Linked DNA regions of Homo sapiens: all the other regions are linked to region 1. Evidence: read pairs that join two places in POLR2A ChIA-PET (ENCODE). Cell type or tissue: GM12878. All regions are shown on one strand. Links, peaks and the distances in the headings refer to the core of each region. The heading gives the core; the rest is flanking DNA.

Region 1 (4,000 bases), core at 1-4,000:
TCCTGACCTCAAGTGATCTGCTCTCCTTGGCCTCCCAAAGTGCTGGGATTATAGGCCTCAGCCACGGTGCCCAGCCTGAAGTTGTTCTTTCAATGAGTACCTTTTTAGGTGTGGCAGAAAACATTTTTTGGAACTTCTTTTAGAATCCACTTTGGAGCCTGTGATATTCTTCTTCTTTTTTATTTTGAGACAGAGTCTCATTCTGTTGTCCAAGTTGGAGTGCAGTGGCACCATCTCTGCTCACTATAACCTCCACCTCATGGGTTCAAGCGATTCTCCTGCCTTAGGCTCCCAAGTAGCTGGGATACAAGTGCGCAACACCATGCCCGGATGATTTTTGTATTTTTAATACAGACAGGGTTTCACCATGTTGGCCAGGCTGATCTCTAACTCCTGACCTCAGGTGATCCACTTGCCTTGGCCTCCCAAAGTGCTGAGATTACAGGGGTGAGCCACCGTCTCTGGCCATCCATCTTCATTTTTTTGAGAGCAGATTTGATTTTAGGGAATAACAGTTCATTTGAATCCAAATAATTTAGGGAATTTGGACTCAAGTCTGATAAGAAAGATAAGGCAATCAGGTTGGTGATACTACTGTTTTAGGTCAGATAGGAGTTATAACTATAAAGTAACAACACATAATTTTTTGTGTGACTTCTTGAACTGGACCTGAAGTCTACTTCCAAAAAAATCTCCGAATTTTATTTTATTTATTTATTTATTTTGTAGAGATAGGGTCTTACTGTGTTGCCCAGGTTGGTCTCAAACTCCTGGCCTCAAGCAGTTCCCCCACCTTGGCCTCCCGAAGTGCTGGGATTATAGGGATGAGCCACCACACCCAGCCCCTGAATTTTATTTTCAAGAATGAAAATAAATGAATAGAATATTTCAATGAATAAAATTCATTCATTGAAATATTTGTCAGTTTCCGAATTTTATTGCTCTAAAGTGTGGTATACTTTGTAACATTTACAAATTATTTTAAGCCTATATTATTTTAATTTATACTAAGTATAGTAAAAAAACAAGTAGAAGCCTGTGTGATAACCAACTATGAATCAAAATAGAGTTTTACAAATATGCCTTTCCGTTAAAGGGTAAAGGGAACTAGACTAGGTCTTGCAGTTTTAAGGAACTTTATGCATTGTCTGTGAGGGGAAATGAAGCAAAATTGTTTAAGAATACATTGTTGCAAAGCATTGATTTTGGGGTTTTGGGACAGAAGGGGAGAATCTTTGTGGTGAGTTTAAGGAAATACAAACAGGAACTTAAGTGCCTTTCCTCTGGGGTAGGGTTCTTCCAGGCCCTTGCTGTTGATTAGAGGAGGTGGGACACTGGTAACCATGAAATAGGAGGTGACAGTTGAGAATTACTCTTAGATCTTATTCAACTGTTTATTCAACAGTGTTTATTGAATACCTACCATGGGCCAGATAGCTAGGTTCTGGAAATAGAGTGCTAAACAAGACAGAAACAAGACAATCCATTCTCTCCTGGAACTTACAGCCTAGTGGGTTTAATAACTACATTTTGTGGATTGCTTGCTATGTTCTAGCATTGTGCTGTGCACTTTATCATCAGCATAAAAAGTATATAACAAAACCTTTGGTAAAAGGATAGCAAAACTTGCTAAGAAATCAAATACAACTTCCTAAGTGCTTTGTGGAACAAGATTATTCTAGTATAAAAGAAATAAGTGAAGCTAACTTTTTTTAACTATTAATGGCCATTCACCATTTTAAATCTATTTTTTTTTTTTTTTAGAATGAGCCAGGGCACAAAGAAATAAAAGTGCATGATTATTAAGTATACAAGGGTGACTTTCTTGACTCCTGACCAGTGAGAAGGGTGTGCCCTTTACTTTTCTAGTAGTGATAGTAGGTCCATGCTGAGCTTTCCATTCTTTTCTTTGTAACCAAAAGTAAGGTAGTTGCCTGTATGTTACCAGTGCCAGTCAATAAGAAGTCTTTAAACATAATTAACGGCAAGCATTTGTATTATTGATGTATAAAGATTGTTTTAAGAAAGAGTTCATTCGAAGCTGGCTATAAAGTCATTTTATTATCAAATCCCATTTTTCCACTTTTTTTTTTTTTTGAGACGGAGTCTTGCTGTGTTGCCCAGGCTGGGGCGCAGTGGTGCAATCTCGGCTCACGGCAGCCTCTGCCTCCCGAGTTCAAGCAATTCTCCTGCCTCAGCCTCCTGAATAGCTGAGATTACAAGTGCGTGCCACCATGCCTGGCTGATTTTTGTATTTTTAGTAGAGACGGGGTTTTACCATGTTGGTCAGGCCAGTCTCGAACTCCTGACCTTGTGATCTGCCCACCTTGGCCTCCCAAAGTGCTGGGATTACAGGAATGAGCCACCACACCCAGCCTCCACTGGTTCTTCTTTAAAATAAGCTTATCCTGGATCTCCAGGTTTTCAGTTCTGCCAGTTTGATTTCTTGATACTGAGGAGTACTCTGCTTTTGATTTCTTTCTAGCCCAGTCTCAGAGATGATGTGTTGACTTTGCCTTTCATGGGCAAGAGTGCAGATATTGCTGAGCCCCTGGGGCCTAGAATTCAAAGATGGAAGAATTCACTGGGGTAGATCACCCTCACTTTAGAATTAACTGACATTTTTAGGGATTTTTGCAGTTTATAAAGTGTTTTCATTCAAAGCATTATCAATCAGTTCTCACTAGCTCCATGGAGGCTCATATTTATTAACTCCATTTTATAGATGGGGAGCTGGACTCATTCATTAAAGGAATGGCATACTTGTCAATGCTACTTTTAGTAGTCTCCTTTCTGATAGATGTGGGCTGCTGAGGTTGCGCGGTGGCACCTTCTCTTATGCAGTTAACCTCCTCTTGTGAAAAAGGGGTTGCTGAGTCACTCGGAATAGAGCTTGAGTGTAGGAAAGCAGTTCCACCAGTGTCATTGCCCAGTTTATGTGAGGGGTAATGACTTAACCCATTTAACCCATTAGAGTCATGTCTCTTCCTCAGAACTGATAAATCAAAAATGCACTCATTGCCCAGATTAAAATTTTTTCTGAAGGAATTATTAGGCAGTGCAAATAGTTAATTCCTGAATTTATGAATCCTATTGGATTGAAATTCTTCAGTGTACATTTATGTAAAGTTGGGACTGTCTGTACATGTTTGTGTTACATAAGTATAGGATATAAATAGAAATAACTGCCTCTCCAGCCCTTTGAAAATACATTAGATTTTTGCTTTTTGCAGTAAAATTTGGGGTAAAACTGATTTGTTCTTATCTAAGAGGTATAATTACTGCAGTGCTCAGAAAAGCCTCATTATAAAGTGGGCTCCCCTGACTTGGAACTTAGGGATGTCTTCTCATGGCTGCTATGGAAGTCATGCAGCTGTTTCGTCAGGAAAATAACCAAAAACTTCTTTAAACTTGGAAATGTTTTTGTAAAAGAAACTTTCAGTATTCAGAGTAGTTTGTCTTTCACAGTGCTTCCATAAATTAAGCACAGGCACAACTCGTTTTATTATGCTTCACAGATAATTGCTTTTTTTTTGCAAATTGAAGGTTAGTGACAACCCTGTGGTAAGCGAGTCTTTTGGCACCATTTTTCCAAAAGCATGTGCTCACTTCATGTCTCTGTGTCACATTTTGGTAATTCTCGCAATATTTCTTTCTTTCTTTTTTTTTTTTTTTTTTTGAGACGGAGTTCTGCTCTGTCGCCCAGACTGGAGTGCCATGGTGCGATCTCGGCTCACTGCAACCTCCGCCTTCCGGTTTCAAGTGATTCTCCTGCCTCAGCCTCCCAAGTAGCTGGGACTACAGGCATGTGCCACCACACCTGGCTAATTTTTGTATTTTTAGTAGAGATGGGGTTTCACCATGTTGGTCAGGCTGGTCTCGAACTCCTGACCTTGTGATCTGCCTGCCTTGGCCTCCCAAAGTGCTGGGATTACAGGTGTGAGCCACCATGCCCGGCAGTTCTGCTGGGATTACAGGTGTGAGCCACTGTGCCCGGCAG
Region 2 (8,529 bases), core at 2,373-6,372, 290 kb after region 1:
CCCGGCACTCGAGATCTTCTGGATCTAGGGCAAAAAAAGAGTTGTTGAGTGTTTTGCAGAGAGCTGAATCTAGTTCCTGACAAGAAGCTGTTCGGAGGCACAGGCATAAGCAGGGGCTGGTTTCCAGGCTCCTCGGTGAGTTTCCTGCCCCCGGCTCTGCCTCAGAGGAGTTCGTGGTGCACTCCTGGCCTTCTCCAGAAACCTAACTTTCGCCCACCAACCCTTTCTGCCTCCTCAGTCTGGGAGGGGCGCAGTTAAAACAGGTGTGCCAGCAGGGCCCACCAAATGAACCCTTTCCCTCTGCCAGGTTTTCTGGGTCACTTAGCCTGTCTGAACCTCACTTTCTCCATCTGTTAAGTGGGAGTGATAAGATTGACCTCACAGGGTTGCAAGCAGGTTAAATGAGATAATATGTGTGAAACTAGCAGGTAGTAGGCACTCTGTGATGTCAGGGGAATTACTGTACACCAGTGGCCCTCAGGCTTTGGTGTAGTGAAAAAACAGGCCCAGGCCATCTCCTACTTCATCAAACCCAGTTCTCTGTGCTTTTCTATGAACTGGCCAGGTGATTCTGATGCACAGCGGCACGGATCTCCCATCACATTTGTTGTTAAGTGTTTGTGTGTGGAGAGGGAGGGGAGGGCGTGTGCAGTGAGCAGGGCCTACTGGGGGTGGGGTCCTGCTGGCACCTGGACCCTCACCTCTCCCCACACTTCCACACCCCCCACTCTACTCAGCATGGAAAGACACAGTCAGGGCTTTCAGCAACAGTGGACATCCTCCACTATGCCAGCCTGTCAACGACAGACAGGCCACACAGCAGCCTTGCCCAAGAGGAAGCCTCTGTTACCATGGCAACACCAGGCCTGCTCACCAAGGCTGCTGGAGGTGGAGGGCCGATGGCCACCAACACACAGGGGCAGAAAGCTGGGCCTCTTGGGTCGTCGGGCCTCTGGGCTGGCAGCCCCTGCTGCCCCCGCTCTTCTGGGTTCCTTGGAGGTGTGTTTCTTATGGTAAAACGCTCTCCTGAAGCTCGACCTTTTTTCTTGAGATTTCCTTCTGCAGTGTGGGGCCGGGTTTTCTACACCCACCTCTTCCTGCTGGACTTGAGGTTGCTGTGGGGGAGATGAGAGAAACTGAGTCAGGGCCCCTGACCTTGAGGAGATCTCAGGTGAGGTGGGGAAAGAGAGCCACGGTGGGCTAGCAGGCGTTGCCCAGAGAAGAGTGGTTGATGCTCAGTGCTGGGGAAATATGTGTGGTCTGGAGGGGGCTGGGGAAGCTTCAAGAAGGAGGGACTGGGTCCGGGTGCAGTGGCTTACACCTATAATCCAAGTACTTTGGGAGGCTGAGGCAGGTGGATCACCAGGGGTCAGGAGTTCGAGACCAGCCTGGCCAATATGGTAAAACCCTGTCTCTACTGAAAATACAAAAATTAGCCGGGTGTGGTGGCGCATGCCTGTAGTCCCAGCTACTCAGGAGGCTGAGGCAGGAGAATCGCTGGAGCCCAGGAGGTGGAGGTTGTAGTGGGCCATGATCGAGCCACTGTGCTTTAGCCTGGGCGACAGAGCAAGACTCCGTCTCCAAAAAAAAAAAAAAAGGAGGGACTGGAGCAGGACACAGAAGAGCAGCAGAGACAGGGAAGTTGTTACACCAGGCAGGGTTGGGGAGCCCACAGTGAGGTCAGGGTTACATGGGGAGCGTCTTCCTCACCTCCTCTCCTTGCTGTTCTTCTGCATCTTGGAGCATGGAAATGATCTTCTGAATGAATTCTTCTGAAAAAGATCAACACGCATGGTTAACTTTGGTGCTACGAAATCTCTTCTGCGGTCAGTCTTCATTTCCTAATGCCCCGGTGGCTCCCTGGGTGATTCTCCAAGGGGGCTAAAGAGCTGCCAGAGGTGGCCTGAGGGCAGAGCTGGTTTCATGGGATACATATTCACTTTACCAATGACGGCCTCTAAATAGACACCCAGGAGGAGGCCCCTCAGGGCCATCTGGAAAGGCCCATTCCCTACAGGTGCCCTCATCCTGCACCTTCTCCCTGTCCAGGCAGAATTTCCCTTCAAGGCATATTTTCTATGAAAAGCAAACAAGGCAGAATGGCAGGGGATAGGGGGCAGAGATCTTTCCAGGTCTTTTCAGACCTGACGGTGATATTATATATATATATATATATATATATATATATATATATATATATATATATATATATATATATATATATATATATGTTTCTAGGCCTGGCTCTGCCAATGGTAAAATAATAATTACAGCGATGGCAGCTGCCATTAGCTGAGCTTCCCTCCCAAGGCCCCTACCCCTGTCCCTATCCTTTTTACTTCTGAGCTCTGCTCTCAAGCTGGGCCACCCAACAATGACAATAATAGCAACAAATGGCACCTAACACATATTAGCCACTAACAGGGGCTGCCCTAAATGCTGCCGACAATTCTAGAAAGCAGGTACTTGCTGCCCCCATTTCACAGATGAAGAAACTGAGACCAGAGATGAAGTAACTTGCCCAAGTCCACACAGCTCAAAGGGGTCACAGCCCAGACTCAAACCAAGGTCCATAAGATCACCCCATTGGCCGAGCCCTTGGTGTGGGCCAGCACTTTCCTCCCTTTGCCTCCTGTCTGCCTCATCAGGGTAAGCACCAACACTATCGCCATTTATCGAGGTTCAGACAGGCAGCCTGGCTTGGGCCTGGGCTCTGGGCCCCAAGCTGCCTCCCCAGCCTGCTGTACTCAGAGGGAGGTCTGGACAGGTCACTGCCTCTCTCTGGCTCAGTGTCTCTTTGCAAGTGGGGGAGTCAGAACAGAAGTTTTGCAAGGGGTGTCTGAGAAAAAGAGAGGAGTACTGACTGTATTCCGAGGCTCTGTCCAGCGGAAGCTCCTCTCCAGGTTCCTGGCTCTCTGATGGGGTGGGAAGCACGGAGGGACCTGGAGCCCCAGCCTCTGTAGATGGGGCCTCCTGGACTTTAGGTTCTTCCAAGCCTGAGAAGCAGAAGGAGAACGAGGGTGTGTTTTGTCTGTCTGGGGCTGTTAACTATGCACAGAAGCTAGCACAAACTAAAAGTGGGCTCCGTGGCTGGATCACATTAAGGACTTATGGGGCTGGAAGACAGCTGCTGGGCAGGGCTGTGCCTCTGATTTACTGGCCCAGACCGAGTTCCCTTATCCCTTTGTGCTTCCATAGAACTGGCTTTCCTGGGCTTTGCTGCCCTCTCCTCCCTCCACCATTTTGACTTGATCCACAAGTTGAAGAGTAGAGGCCTGGTCCCATGGCATGAATTAATGAATCATAGCCAGAATCCCCCTGCATGAAAATATCTCCCCATGGGCCTGAAATTCCCCTCTTTGGTGTTAAGCGTCACTCCCTCCTTTCTAAGATGTAAATTCTCCTGGCCAGGATGACCTAACAGGATGACCTGTTCTCCCTGATGCCCAGGAAGAAATGACTTGTCTGATCCTTTCCGCCTCTAGCTCTGGCCCCATCATCCATGGGCCATGTGGCCTTGAACACATTGTTTTACCTCCCAAAGCCTCAGGTCCTTCATCTGTAAGGTGGGGATAATAGTTGTACTCCATGTGATGGCTGTGGGGATAATAGTTGCACTTCATCTGATGGCTGTGAGGACTGATCGTGTTATAGATATGCAGCAGGGAAATGTCTCACTTTACAGGTGAAGAAATTGAGGCACAAAGATGGGGAATGACATAGACAATATGCTAGAACCCAGGTCTCCTGCCTCCCCTGCTCCAGCTCCTTCTTGCACACACTACTCCCCTCCCTGCCAGGGTGCAGAAGTTGAGGCGGCCAAGAAATGTTGACGGTTGGGAAATCCCGGAACATAATTTCCATCAAGGGCTTATTGGGGTTGCCTAGAGCTCGCTGAGGTGTTGTGTGTGGAGGTGACCTGCTGGCATTCTTTCTGTCTTCCCACAGTCATCCTCACACCACTCAGGGCAGAGTGCAAAAGTCAGACCAGGCACAACGCAACCTTTAAAATGGTCAATTCCATCCCCAGGGAAGGTTCCAGAGCTGGAGGCAGCTGCAGGGTTGCTATGGCAACTGCAGAGCCTGCTCACCATAGCTGCTGGAGATGGAAGGCCGATGGCCGCTGACACACAGGGGCAGAAAGCTGGACTTCTTGGGTGGCCAGGCCTCTGGACTGGAAACATCTGCAGCCCCCCTCTTGGCCTCCTCGGAGCCGTGTTTCTTGGGGTTTGTCTTTGAGGTTCTCTTGAGGCTTGTCTTTTTCTCTTGGGATTTCTTCCTAACAGCTGGTGCTGGGTTTGGCAGGGCCACCCCCAGCTGTGAGGCCAGAGATTGCTGTTGGGGAGAGGAGAAAAACTGGTCAGGTTCATGACACTGAGAGGGGGAAAGCTCTCTGGAGGCAAGTGAAGAGCAGCCAAGCTGCAAGATGGCCCCGAGAGAGGGGAGGCAGCAGAGCCCAGAGCAGGGGGAGGGCTGAGTTCTGAAGCTGCAGAAGGAGGCTTCAGGGAAGGAATGGACTAGAGCCCGGCCTGCAAGGACAGGTGGAGCTTGGCAGAGGAGGAGGAGGAGAAGGCAGAGAGCCCCTGGAGACCTGCAAAGTTTACTCCTCACCTCTTCTTCCCACTGGTCTCCCACTCTTTTGAGCAATTCCACTATCATCTGAATGATAGCATCCTCTGGAAGAAAGCAAATGCATCCGGTTATTCTTTCTAAATGCACTGACAACTCCTTCTAAATTACCATCTTGGATAGTTCTCTTAAACAACTCTTTAGGCCACACAATGGAGGGAAAGCACCACATCCCAGGGGCAGGTTCTTCTGAGAGAAGGTTGGAAGATCCACCGGGGAAGGCACTAAGCCAAATCATGACACTTTATGCAGGAAATTTCAGGTCAGCCCTTCAGGCATTCAACCTGTGCCCCACTATTTCCTTTGAAAGTCACAGATCTAGGAACGTCTACTTTGGGTTCAGTAAGCTGTGTGACCTTGAATAAGTTTCTTAACCTCTCTGGGCCTTTATCTCTCCCAGTGAAATGTGGGTGATAATCTTTGTCCTGCCTCCCTCAGAAAGCTGTCAAATGAGGGACTGGGCTTGAGAGCACTTTGCAAGGCTAATGTTGATCTTCCAACCTGCAAAATTCCAGTGGGAAAATGGTAGATACCTGGGCTAACTAAGGTGGAGGATGAAAGGATGTCGGTAGGCATGACACAGAGACAGCCTGCCACGCTGATGCCTCAGCCACACCCCCATGTCTGCACGGAGAAGCCACTGACAATGGAAATGGTTTCCTTTGATACCCCAGTCAGCCTATTCAAGGACAATGTGCCCACACTGTCCTCTGCTAGGTGCCAGCTGATGAGTTTACATGAAAAGAGATGCAAACAAGGTTCCCTGTTCCCAGGCTGTCTGTGGGTTTGCTTTTTTTTTTTTTTTTACTCCTAACTTCCCTGTCACTTATAAATTGTCTGGCTTTTGTCGCTTGACTCAGCTACCAGCTGGTTCCCTCTCATGTAAGAAAACAATTAGCTGCAAAATAACTAACTCAATGCCTCTTAGTTATTCTTTGACATATGCATAGCTCCTTCATTTCATATATGCTAAAATATGCTCATCTTTTTTACAGGGAATTAGATGAATAGGGGATTATGCTCCATTTATTAGGAGCACTCATGGTATTGTGGTTTTGTGTGAGACTGCACTTATCTTTTGGAGATGCATGTTTAAGTATTTAGGGATGAGGCATGATTTACTCCAAAATGATTCAGCAACAAAATGATACCCACACAAAGCAAACTGGCAGAGTGTAAACAACTATAAGTATACAAGTTGTGGCAGCGTGTAAACAACTGTGAGTATACAAAGCATTGAATGATACTTTTCATTCTTCTACATATTTTTTAAAGTAAAATAAATTTTAAAAGACTAAGAAAAGTTCCGTTTTCATTAACACATAAGGCAGAAGCATTTGCCAGCAGCATTTCCAATTCCCCAGCCTCCCTTCTGTGAAATTCTAAAATAAGCAAACGTGGCCAGAAGCACCAAAAGAGGCAAGAAAGGCCAGTGCATGTATTTTGAGAACCACCATCCAAGGTCTCAGTAATCATTCAGAACAATCCGTCTCATTCAGTAACAGCCACCTCAGCCACAGGCAAAAAGGTCACTAGAGATTCCGACTCACGGTCAGGCTTTTTGAGCTCCTCTTCTTGCTGATGACCTGTGGCATGGGGAGAAACATCCAAAGCTCCAGTACCATCCACTTTGATGAGGAAGGACTGGTGATCAGAATCTTCCCCACCTGGAATAGAGACGAAAGCAAACGGGTATGTAGGTGTGTATGTGCGTGTGTCAGTGACATTCTCCTGACTTTGTTCATCAACACGAGAAAACAGCACAGAATTCACAGTGCAACAGGTGCTGCTGCAGCCCGCTCTAGGCTTAACCAAAAAATCAGAAACCCACTAAGATTTTTATTTGAGAAGAGGCTGCTTCCACCAAGACACCTCTCTCGCTAACCCCCTCCCCGCAAATCCTCAGTCTTCTCCCCATCATAAACACTGAGTTTTGAGTGCTGCAAGGCAGAGCCCCCCTCCCTCTAGGTGCCAGTGGGCATTCAGCTCCAGAGCCTTGGGAGGCAGAATAGGAAGGCACCTTGGGAGCCAGCACCCTTATTTACATGTGGGGAATCAAAAGTTCTAGAGGGAGCAGCTCAAGCTCAAGGTCACACAGCAAGTTTACTCCTGATGGAGCCAAGTCTAGAACCAAGGCCTGGAAGCAGCAGCCCAGAAGCACATAGGCACCAGTGGGGTGGGAGCAGGGCTTTGCTCCTCACCCAGCTCCCTGCTTTCTCATTTCTCCTAGGTCTGTGCTCCTAAAACTATAGGAGTTGGCAATAACAGCTATTGTGCACTAAGCACTTTCCTTGTGGGCTGTGGCCACTCCATGAGACAGTAACGTTATATTTATCTTCATTTTATCCATGAAAAAAGTTGAGGCTCAGAGAGGAAAGCTGCCTCCCTGGGCCACACAGCTTGTGAACGGCGGCACTGTGAGTGGTTCTCCCTGGAGCGCTCAGCCACGGTGCTGTTCTACCTCAAAGAAATGTCACAGTGGGCCGGGCGTGGTGGCTCACACCTGTAATCCCAGCACACTAGGGGGCCACAGCCCGTGGATCACTTGAGTCCAGGAGTTCAAGACCAGCCTGGCCAACATGGTGAAACCCTGTCTCTGCTAAAAAATACAAAAATTAGCCAGGCGTGGTGGTGGGCACCTGTAGTCCCAGCTACTCGGAAGGCTGAGGCAGGAGAATCACTTGACCCTGGAGGAGGAGCTTGCAGTGAGCCAAGATCATGCCACTGCACTCCAGCCTGGGCGACAGAGGCTCCATCTCAAAAAGAAAAAAGAAAGAAAGGAAGAGAGAGAGAGAAAGAGAGAAAGAAAGGAAAGAGAAAAGAGAGAAAGAAGAAGGAGGAGGAGGAGGAGAGGAAGGAAGGAAGGAAAGAAGGAAGGGAGGGAGGAAGGGAGGGAGGAAGGAAGGAAGGAAGTCACAGCGGTGCCGGCCCCTGACAGCTCCCCCGACTATCCCTGTCCCTCTGTGGAGAGGCTCCTGGAGCAAGTTTAGAGCACCCTAGGGGTTGCCATAGGAACAGGCACGGTCCGCTCACCCCTGCGAGCTGGGCCCAGGTCAGCCTCCCCGGAGCGCAAGGCAGCAGCTGCCTTGGACAACCCTTCCTCTCGGCCTCTGGCCTCCTGGTCTTGAGCTGCCTTAGTCACCTCGGCCGCGTGTTTCTTGTGACCTTGCTTCTTGCGGCTGGGCTTCTTGTCGTGGTGGGCTTTCTTCCTGAGGGCTGGCTCCCCTGCTGCTTCCAGGGGCTCCGGATGCTGGGAGATACCCTCCTTCCCCCTTGGCCTCCTGCTGGCCTTTTCTCTGGGCTCCTCAGGGCCCGTCCTCACGAAGAAGTTCAGCATGGTCTTCAGCCACCCCTTCTTGGTGTCTTGCGAAGGCCTCTGCTCGCTGGGGAGAAAATCTCCGGTCTCCTCGGGAGTGGGGGCTGCAGCGGTGGTGCAGTGAGCCTCTGCAGATGGAGCTGGGCTGTCTGAATGTCTGGCCCAATCACTGGTCGTCCAGTGAAGCGCCTTCCTGGAGGGGGCAGTGGGCAGGGAGAGCCAATGGCAGTCCCACGACTCCGAGCCTTTCCCGGGGGCCTGCGGCCTGTCCAGAGACCTGGCTTTCTTCTCCGCCAGGGGCCTCCTTGGGCACCTTGGATTCTCCATCGGGCTGCAACCAAAACACACAGCTCCCTTAGTTTTTTTGTTTGTTTGTTTTGATTTGTTTGTTTGTTTGTTTTGTTTGTTTTTGTTTTTTATGACGGAGCCTCGGTCTATTGCCCAGGCTGGAGTGCAGTGGCGCTATCTCAGCTCACTGCAACCTCTACCTCCTGGGTTCAAGCGATTCTCCTGCCTCAGCCTCCTGAGTAGCTGGAATAACAGGTGCCCGCCACCACACCCGGCTAATTTTTGTATTTTTAGTA
Region 3 (8,529 bases), core at 2,373-6,372, 370 kb before region 1:
AGCTTTACCCACTTACATGTGGTATTAGTTTTCTACAGATGCCATAAGAAATTACCACAAACAGGCTGGGCAAAGTGGCTCATGCCTGTAATCCCAGCACTTTGGGAGGCCGAGGCAGGTGGATCACTTGAGGTCAGGAGTTCGAGATTTGAGACCAGCCTGGCCAACACAGTGAAAACCCATCTCTACTAAAAATACAAAATTTAGCAGGGCATGGTGGCGCGTGCCTGTAATCCCAGCCACTCAGGAGGCTGAGGCAGGAGAATTGCTTGAACCCGGGAGGTGGAGGTTGCAGTGAGATGAGATCGTGCCACTGCACTCCAGCCTGGGGAAACAGCAAGACTCCGTCTCAAAAAAAAAAAAAAGAAAAAAGAAAAAGAAAAAAAGCCGGGCACGGTGGCTCACGGCTGTAATCCTAGCACTTTGGGAGGCTGAGGTGGGTGGATCACAAGGTCAGGAGATCGAGACCATCCTGTCTAACACGGTGAAACCCTGTCTCTACTAAAAATACAAAAAAAAAACTAGCCGGGAGTGGTGGCGGGCGCCTGTAGTCCCAGCTACTCGGGAGGCTGAGGCAGAAGAATGGCGTGAACCCGGGAGGCGGAGCTTGCAGCGAGCTGAGATCGCGCCACTGCACTCCAGCCTGGGTGACAAAGTGAGACTCCGTCTCAAGTAAAAAAAAGAAAAAAGAAAAAATTAACACAAACTTAGTGGCTGAAATAATACCAATTTATCATCTTACAGTTCTGGAGATCACAAGTCCAGAATGGGTCTCACTGGGCTAAAATCAAGGTGTTGGCAGGGCTGCATTCCTTCTGGAGGCTCCGGGAGAGCACTCATCTCCTGGCTTTTTCCACATTCTAGAGGCTGCCCACATTTCTTGGCTGGTGGCCCCCTTCCTCCATCTTCAGCCGGGAATACTGCATTTCTTTGATCATTCTTGTGTAGTCATCTCTCTCTCTGACTATAGTTGGGAAAGTTTTCCACTTTTAAGAACCCACGTGATTAAGTTGAGCCCACCTGGATAACCCAGGATAATCTCCCCATTTCAAAGCTTTTAACCTTGTTCACATCTGCAAAGTCCTTTCTGCCCTATAAGGTAACATATTTACAAGTTCCATTTTTGAGGATCCATTATTCTCTCTACCACCGATACCTAATCATCCAATCAAGATCCTAAGAATTTCTCTCAAGCTTGGAATTCCATTGACTTCCTCCATTTTGTACTTAGGGGGTCTCACAACATTCTTTCCTTTTCCTTTTCTTTATTTATCATCCAGTTGGATAACAATGTTCTAATCTAAAATAAAATTTAACATTTTATATCATTCTGAAAATACATTCAGAAATTTAGAAAACATAAAGTAAAACATCTGGTTTCTCAATTTTGTAATAAAATTATAAGGCCAGGCACAGTGGCTCACACCTGTAATCCCAGCACTTTGGGAGGCTGAGGCAGGCAGATCACGAGGTCAGGAGTTTGAGACCAGCCTGGCCAACATGGTGAAACCCTGTTTCTACTAAAAAAAAAAAAAAAAAATACAAAAATTGGCCAGGCGCAGTGGCTCATGCCTGTAATCCCAGCACTTTGGGAGGCCGAGGTGGGTGGATCACGAGGTTAGGAGATCCAGACCATCCTGGCTAACACGGTGAAACCCCATCTCTACTAAAAATCCAAAAATTAACCGGGCGTGGTGGCGGGCGCCTGTAGTCCCAGCTACTCAGGAGGCTGAGACAGGAGAATGGCGTGAACCCCAGGAGGCAGAGCTTGCAGTGAGCCGAGTTTGCGCCACTGCACTCCAGCCTGGGCGACTCCGTCTTTTTTTGAGACTCCGTCAAAAAAAAAAAAAAAGAACCTCCAGAACAATGCTGAACACAATTGGGAATAGCAGATATCTTGACTTGTTCTAAATATTATATAGGGAAAGCATTCAGTCTTTCAGCATTAACTATGATTTCAGCTATTGGTTTTTCACAGATACCCTTTATCATATTGAGAAGTTCCCTTATTTTCCTAGTTTGCTGAGTTTTCATCAGCAAGGCATGTTAAACTTTGTTAAATGTTTTTTCTGCATCTATTGAGCTGATCATATGCTTTCTCTTGCTAATGTGGTACATGACATTGGTTTTCAAATGTTAAACCAACCTTGGATACCTGGAATAAACCCTATTTGGTCACTGTATTTTATCATTTTTATATGTTGTTGGATTCAATTTACTAAAATTTTGTTAAAAAATATTGCTGGCTGGGTGTGGTGGCTTACACTTGTAATCCCAGCATTTTGGGAGGCTAAGGCGGGTGGATTGCTTGAGCCCAGGAGTTCGAGACCAATCTGGGCAACATGGCAAAACCCCATCTCTACCAAAAAATACAAAAATTAGCTGAGCATGGTGGCACACACCTGTAGTCCCAGCTACTCAGAGGCTGAGGTGGGAAGACGGCTTGAGCCCAGGAGGTGGAGGTTGCAGTGAGCCATGATCACACCATCACACAACCACACTCCAGCCTGGGCAACAGGGCGAGACCCTGGTTCAGGAAGAAATAAGTAAATAAATAATAAAAATCATAGAGTGACTTAAGAAATATTCCATCTTTATCAATTTTATGGAGGAGTTTGTGTAAAATTGGTATTATGACTTCCTAAAATGTTTGGTAGAATCAGGAATACCATGTAGGCCTAGAGTTTTCTTTGTGGGAATTCAATTTTTTTTTTTTTTTCGAGACTGAGTTTCGCTCCTGTTGCCTAGGCTGGAGTGCTGTGGCACCATCTTGGCTCACTGCAACCTCTGCCTCCTGGGTTCAAGCGATTCTCCTGTCTCAGCCTCTGGAGTAGCTGAGATTACAGGCATGCGCCACCACACTCAGTTAATTTTGTATTTTTAGTAGAGATGGGGTTTCTCCATGTTGGTCAGGCCGGTCTCAAAGTCCCGACCTCAGGTGATCCGCCTACCTCAGCCTCCCAAAGTGCTGGGATTATAGGCGTGAGCCACCAAGCCTGGCCGAATTCAATTTCTTTAATAGATATAGGACTTTTCAGGTTGTTTCTTCTTCAGTGAGCTTAGGTATTTTGTATCTTTCAAGGAATTTGCACATTTCATCTAGCTGTCTAATGTATTACTATAAAGTAATTCATATTATTCTCTCATCCTTTTAATAATTATAGAATCTGAGCTTTGTTAGCAATTCTTTCATTCTTGATATTGGTAAGTTGTCTTCTCTCTCTGATTCCTGATTAGTCAGGTTAGAGTTTTATCAATTTCATTGTTCTCAAAGAACCAGCTTTTGATTTCACTGACTTTCTCTACTAGTTTTCTTTTTTTCTATTCCACTAATTTTGGCTTTTATCCTTAACTCTTTTCCTCTGTTTACTTTGGGTTTAATTTTCCCTTCTTTTTCTAATTTCTTAAGGTGAAAGCTGAGGACACTGATTTGTGATTTTACTTCTTACCCAATATAGACATTTAGTGCTATGAATTTTCCCCTAAACATTTGCATTAACCACAACCCACATATTCTGATATGATTTTCATTAAGTACAAAATACTTTCTAAATTCATCTTTGATATTCTTCTTTGACCTGTGGGCTTCTTAGGAATACATTAGTTTCTAAATATTTAATAATTTTCCAAGTATCTTTCTGTTATTGACTTTTAATTTAACTCCCTTTTGGTCAGCATACATACTTTATGATCTAAGTCACTTTAAATGCATTGATGCTATTTTTTTTTTTTTTTTTTTTTGAGACGGAGTTTTGCTCTTGTTGCCCAGGCTGGAGTGCAATGACGCAATCTCAGCTCACCGCAACCCGTGCCTCCCAGGTTCAAGCGATTCTCCTGCCTCAGCCTCCTGAGTAGCTGGGATTATAGGCATGCACCACCACGCCCGGCTGATTTTGTATTTTTAGTAGAGACAGGGTTTCTCCATGTTGGTCAGGCTGGTCTCAAACTCCCGAGCTCAGGTGATCCTCCCGCCTCGGCCTCCCAAAGTGCTGGGATTACAGGCATGAGCTACCGCGCCTGGCCAACACTGACACTATTTTATGAACAAAAATATGATCTATCTTATTAAATGTCCTGTGCTGTGTGCAACTGAAAAGAATGTGTATTCTGCTTGTATTGGGTAGAATACTATGTAAATGTCAATTAGGTTAGTTGACAATGTAGTTCACATCTTCTAAATTATTTTTTGTCTACTTGTTCTATCAATTATTGAGAGACAGGTGAGGTATTGAAATCTCCAACTATAATTTTAGATCTACTTATCCTTTCAAGTTCTATCAGTTTCTGATTCATGTATCTTGAAGCTCTGTTATTAGGTGCATATTTAGGACTATTAATTTCACTTGAAGGCAGCCAATCATGAAAGGCCATACATTATATGATCCCATTTATACGAAAGGTTCAGAATAGGCAAATTCATAGAGACAGAAAGGAGACTGGTGGTTGCTTAGGGTTAGGGGAAACAGGAGGAAATGGGGAGTGGGAGATTTCTTTTTAGGGTTATAAATGTTCCAAAGTGGGACAGCAGTAATAGTTGCACAAATCTGGAAATATGCTGGAAACCACTGAATTATATACTTTATTTTATTTTTGATTTACCTTATTTTATGTATTTATTTATTTATAGAGATATGGGGTCTCGCTACATTGAGCAGGCTGGTCTTGAACTCCTGGTCTCAAGTGATCCTCTCATCTCAGCCTCCCAATGTACTGGGATTACAGGCATGAGCCACCACACCCGGCCTGAATTGTACACTTTAAAGGGGAGAATATTATGGTATGTGAATTTTATCTCAATTAAGCTGCTAAAAAATTATTCTACTCAATGGATGACCATAATTCATGAATGATATACATTCCTTCCAACTTATTAATACTATATAACACTGCTATGAACATTTTTGTGCCTAAGCTTTTATCATATGTAATTGAAAGTATGGCTTCTTGGCTGGGCGCGGTGACTCGTGCCTGATCCCAGCACTTTGGGAGGCTGAGGTGGGCAGATCACCTGTGGTCACGAGTTCAAGACTAGCCTGGTCAACATGGTGAAACCCCGTCTCCACTAAAAATACAAAAATTAGCCGGGTGTGGTGGCAAGTGCCTGTAATCCCAGCTACTCAGGAGGCTAAGGCAGGAGAATCACTTGAACCCAGAAGGCAGTTGCAGTGAGCAGAGATCGAGCCACTGCACACTACAGCCTGGGTGACAAGAGCAAAACTCCGTCTCAAAAAAAAAAAAAAAAAGAGTATGGCTTCTTGAACACAGTCTGCTTGAGTGAGAATCTTAGCTTGACAACATAGCAACTGTATGATCTTGTGCAAGTCACTTACCTTCTTTGTGCCACAGTTTCCCTATCTAAAACACAAGGTTATCAGTTATCAACATCTCTTGGGATTGTGAGGACTAAAGTAATGCACATAAAGGGCTTTGTACAGTGCCTGTTACATGGTATACTTTCAACATTAGTAGTAGTAGATGTTGTAATTATCATTTAGTTTTTGTTACTTTCTCTTTTTTATTTATTTATTTTTTTAATAGAGACAAGGTCTTGCTATGTTGCCCAGGCTGATCTCAAATTCTTGGGCTCAAGTGATCTTCCTGCCTCAGTCTTCCAAGTTGCTGAGATTTACATGCAAAAGCCACTGTGGCTGGCTAGTTTGTATTATTTTCTTAAGAAGATTTTCAGAAGTGGTATGACCTTGTCAAAAACCATGAGCATTTATTTACGTGTCTTTTTTTTTTTTTTTTGAGACAGAGTTTTGCTCTGTTGCTCAGGCTGGAGTACAGTGGCACAGTCATGGCTCACTACAGCCTCAACCTGCCAGGCTCAAATAGTCCTCCCACCTCAGCCTTCTGAGTAGCTGGGATTAGAGACATGCACAACCACACCCAGCTAATTTTTTAATTTTTTTTTTTTTTTGTAGAGACAAGGTCGCACTATGTTGCCCAGGCTGTTCTTGAACTCCTGGGCTCAAGCGATCCTGCCACCTCAGCCTCCCAAAGTGCTGGGATTACAGATGTGAGCCATCACGCCTGGCTGTGTCCAAATATATTTCAACAAACTGCATCTCAAACTGGGTATACTAATATTTGGTGCCACTAGTAAGTATATATAAATATATAAGAGAACAAGGATTACCTAGCTATCATAATTACAGTAAATTTGTTTTGTTAATAGGAACTCATTTTAATTGTGCATTCATTTTTGCTGCTTTTGGCCCTTAGTTGTTTGAAAGCCAATAGTTTTCTAATTATACTATGAATCCTACACACCATGAATACCTACTGAATATGAAATGTCTGTAAGACCCTGTTCTAGGAGCTACAAAGAAAACTGAAATAAGTTAGCCCAAGGATTTTTTGTGAAGGCAAAGAAACATTTTAATTCCAAATAATTATTATTAGGTAGAAGAGAGCTACAAAGTGTTTCTGAGGGTCCCAAGGAGGCAGAAGATGGCAGTGTCTGAGCTGGATAGGCATACTTTCAACCGGCAAGGGTGTGGCAAGAGTAAAATCAAGGCTGGTAAAAGAACACAGCACGTTTCAAGCCTAAGCAGCTTAAGTGCAAAGTGGCTCCGGGTGGAAATGATGAGAGAGCAAGAGCACAAAGAGGACCCTCTAAAACAGAGCCAGTGACCATGTGAGCTGAGGGGGAGGGCTTCTCACAGGGCAAACGGTACAGAAAGACGCGAAGACACAAAGCATCATGACCCATCCAGGGAGCTGCATGTGATCCCACTTGGCTAAAGTGAAGGGTACATGTGGGAAAGAAGCAGATGATGCTAAATAAACAGGCAGAGGCCTGACTGTGAAGGACCTTGTGTGCCAAAGTAAAGTACGTGAACATTATTCCAAAGGCAACAGGGAACTGAGGCATTTTTAAGAAAAGAAATGACAAGCAGACTAGCTTTAAGAAAAAATTACTCTGGCACTCCAATGGTTTCCCATCTCACACAGGATAAAATCCAAAGTCCTTCTTATGCTTAATACCCTATACATGCTGATCACTCGCTATCTCTGAAATTATTTCTCCTTTTCCCTCACTCACTGCTCTGGCTACAGTGGCCTTCTTGCTGCCCCCTCCCATGTGCCCTTTCCTCAGTGCCTTTGCACTTGCTATCCCCACTACCTGGAACTCTTCCCTGGTTAGCTGCATAGCTCACTCCCTCACTCGCTTCAGGTCTGCCTTCATGTTCAAACCTTTTCTTATCAGAGTTGTTTTACTGTTACCGGAAATAAAAGAGCAAAAATCGACTATAATCAGCCCCACTATGTTTTCCTCCAGTGTATTTATAGTATTTGTATACTGCCTGTCTCTCCTTACTAGAATGTAAGCTCTATGATGGATCTCTTCAATAACCGTGTGACATTGAGATTGTTACTACTGACACGTCCAGACAGCAAATCTAATGGACGAGCTAAGTAATCTATCCAAGGATATACTTCTAGTGAACAGTGGAACCAGGGAGACTGACTCTGGAGCCTGCACTCTAACTATTTTACATACTGACTCCCCAGAAGTGTCACAGGTCTCTGACTCTGATTCTAAAGCATTTCCTGTGAACAGGCTCCATGCTGACAAGCACTAAGCCAGCAAAAATTCTGAATTCACAGTATGTTCTTCTAAAAAGATGGTGATTCTTACAATTTGTATTAGCCAAGTTTTAAAAGCCAGGGAATATTTTTTAAATAATCAATTAAAATGTACAAAGTATCTGGACTTTTACCTATCCAAAAATTAGCTGTTTTTTTTTTAGACCCACAGATATTCAAACAAGATGAAAGATTTTATGAACTAAAAGGAACACAGCATATGACACCAAAAACTACCCAAGACCCTTTTTCCGTTACCATATTCAATTTCAGGAATAAAACTCAACATCTTTAAAATAATCATCAAATTTTCTGACATGCCACTCCCGGAGGAAGAACAATGTGGTATCTACAGGAAAACATCCAGCAAATACAGTATCTCATGCACAGTAAAAGAATGAAAGGTAGGCTGCAGTAACATTTGTCTTTATTCTTTCCCCACTCCTGAAATTATTAAATTTCCTCTCTGCCTGGGCATTCTTTCATCCCATCTCCCATTACTATCAGTATCCTCTCCTTAAAATGCAGTTGTCAATCAACAGTTGTCCCCATCAACCACTTCATACCAGAACTCATCCACTCTTAATTTCAACTATTACCTCTATTAGTATAACTCCCAAATCCTAATAGAGGTAGTAGCTGAAATTAAAAGTGGCATAATTTCTCCCTCTTTCCTTCTCCAATCTTTGATTTCTCTCACTTCAGGACCCTTTTATTTCCTTATGTTTTTAAGGAAAATTAACTTTTTCAAAATTGGTCCCTTCTCCATTTATTTCATAATCTGTATTATCTGGCCATTCTCCTAGGTTTGCAACTTCAATATAATTTTTCTCCACTTAATCAATAGGACCGCCAACTATTCATTGTGTTTCTTATCTTACTTTCGACTCCATAGCTATCATCATATTTTGAGTTTTCTTCCTCTCCTTTGTGAAT

What was found. ChIA-PET counts read pairs that join two places held together with the same protein. Peaks named below come from ENCODE experiments on the same cell type or tissue, not always from the same donor. Only the 100,000 strongest peaks of a DNase experiment are listed, where the experiment ranks them.
Region 2: POLR2A ChIA-PET joins it to region 1 with 7 read pairs; 5 of 35 experiments call an interaction of 5 or more read pairs at or near these places.
Region 3: POLR2A ChIA-PET joins it to region 1 with 5 read pairs; 2 of 35 experiments call an interaction of 5 or more read pairs at or near these places.

What each region holds. Positions count from the first base shown.
Region 1 is chr6:36,031,238-36,035,237 of GRCh38, forward strand. All of the region lies in intron 1 of MAPK14 (mitogen-activated protein kinase 14), which reads left to right. Among named protein-coding and RNA genes, the nearest start is that of MAPK14, 5.4 kb to the left of the region's middle. In GM12878, for the core only: no CTCF peak of the experiment used is centred there; no DNase peak of the experiment used is centred there; H3K4me3 peaks cover 2,508 bases; H3K27ac peaks cover 2,340 bases.
Region 2 is chr6:36,322,419-36,330,947 of GRCh38, forward strand. BNIP5 (BCL2 interacting protein 5) reads right to left here. Exons shown (of 12, transcript NM_001010903.5): 2 at 7,663-8,276; 3 at 6,180-6,296; 4 at 4,612-4,676; 5 at 4,092-4,335; 6 at 2,865-2,996; 7 at 1,711-1,772; 8 at 875-1,115; 9 at 1-24. The coding sequence starts at 8,272. Among named protein-coding and RNA genes, the nearest start is that of BNIP5, 10 kb to the right of the region's middle. In GM12878, for the core only: no CTCF peak of the experiment used is centred there; no DNase peak of the experiment used is centred there.
Region 3 is chr6:35,656,545-35,665,073 of GRCh38, forward strand. All of the region lies in intron 1 of FKBP5 (FKBP prolyl isomerase 5), which reads right to left. It overlaps MIR5690 (microRNA 5690), which reads right to left and starts at 8,245; the gene lies at 8,173-8,245. RefSeq lists enhancers at 6,152-6,653, 6,654-7,153. In GM12878, for the core only: no CTCF peak of the experiment used is centred there; no DNase peak of the experiment used is centred there.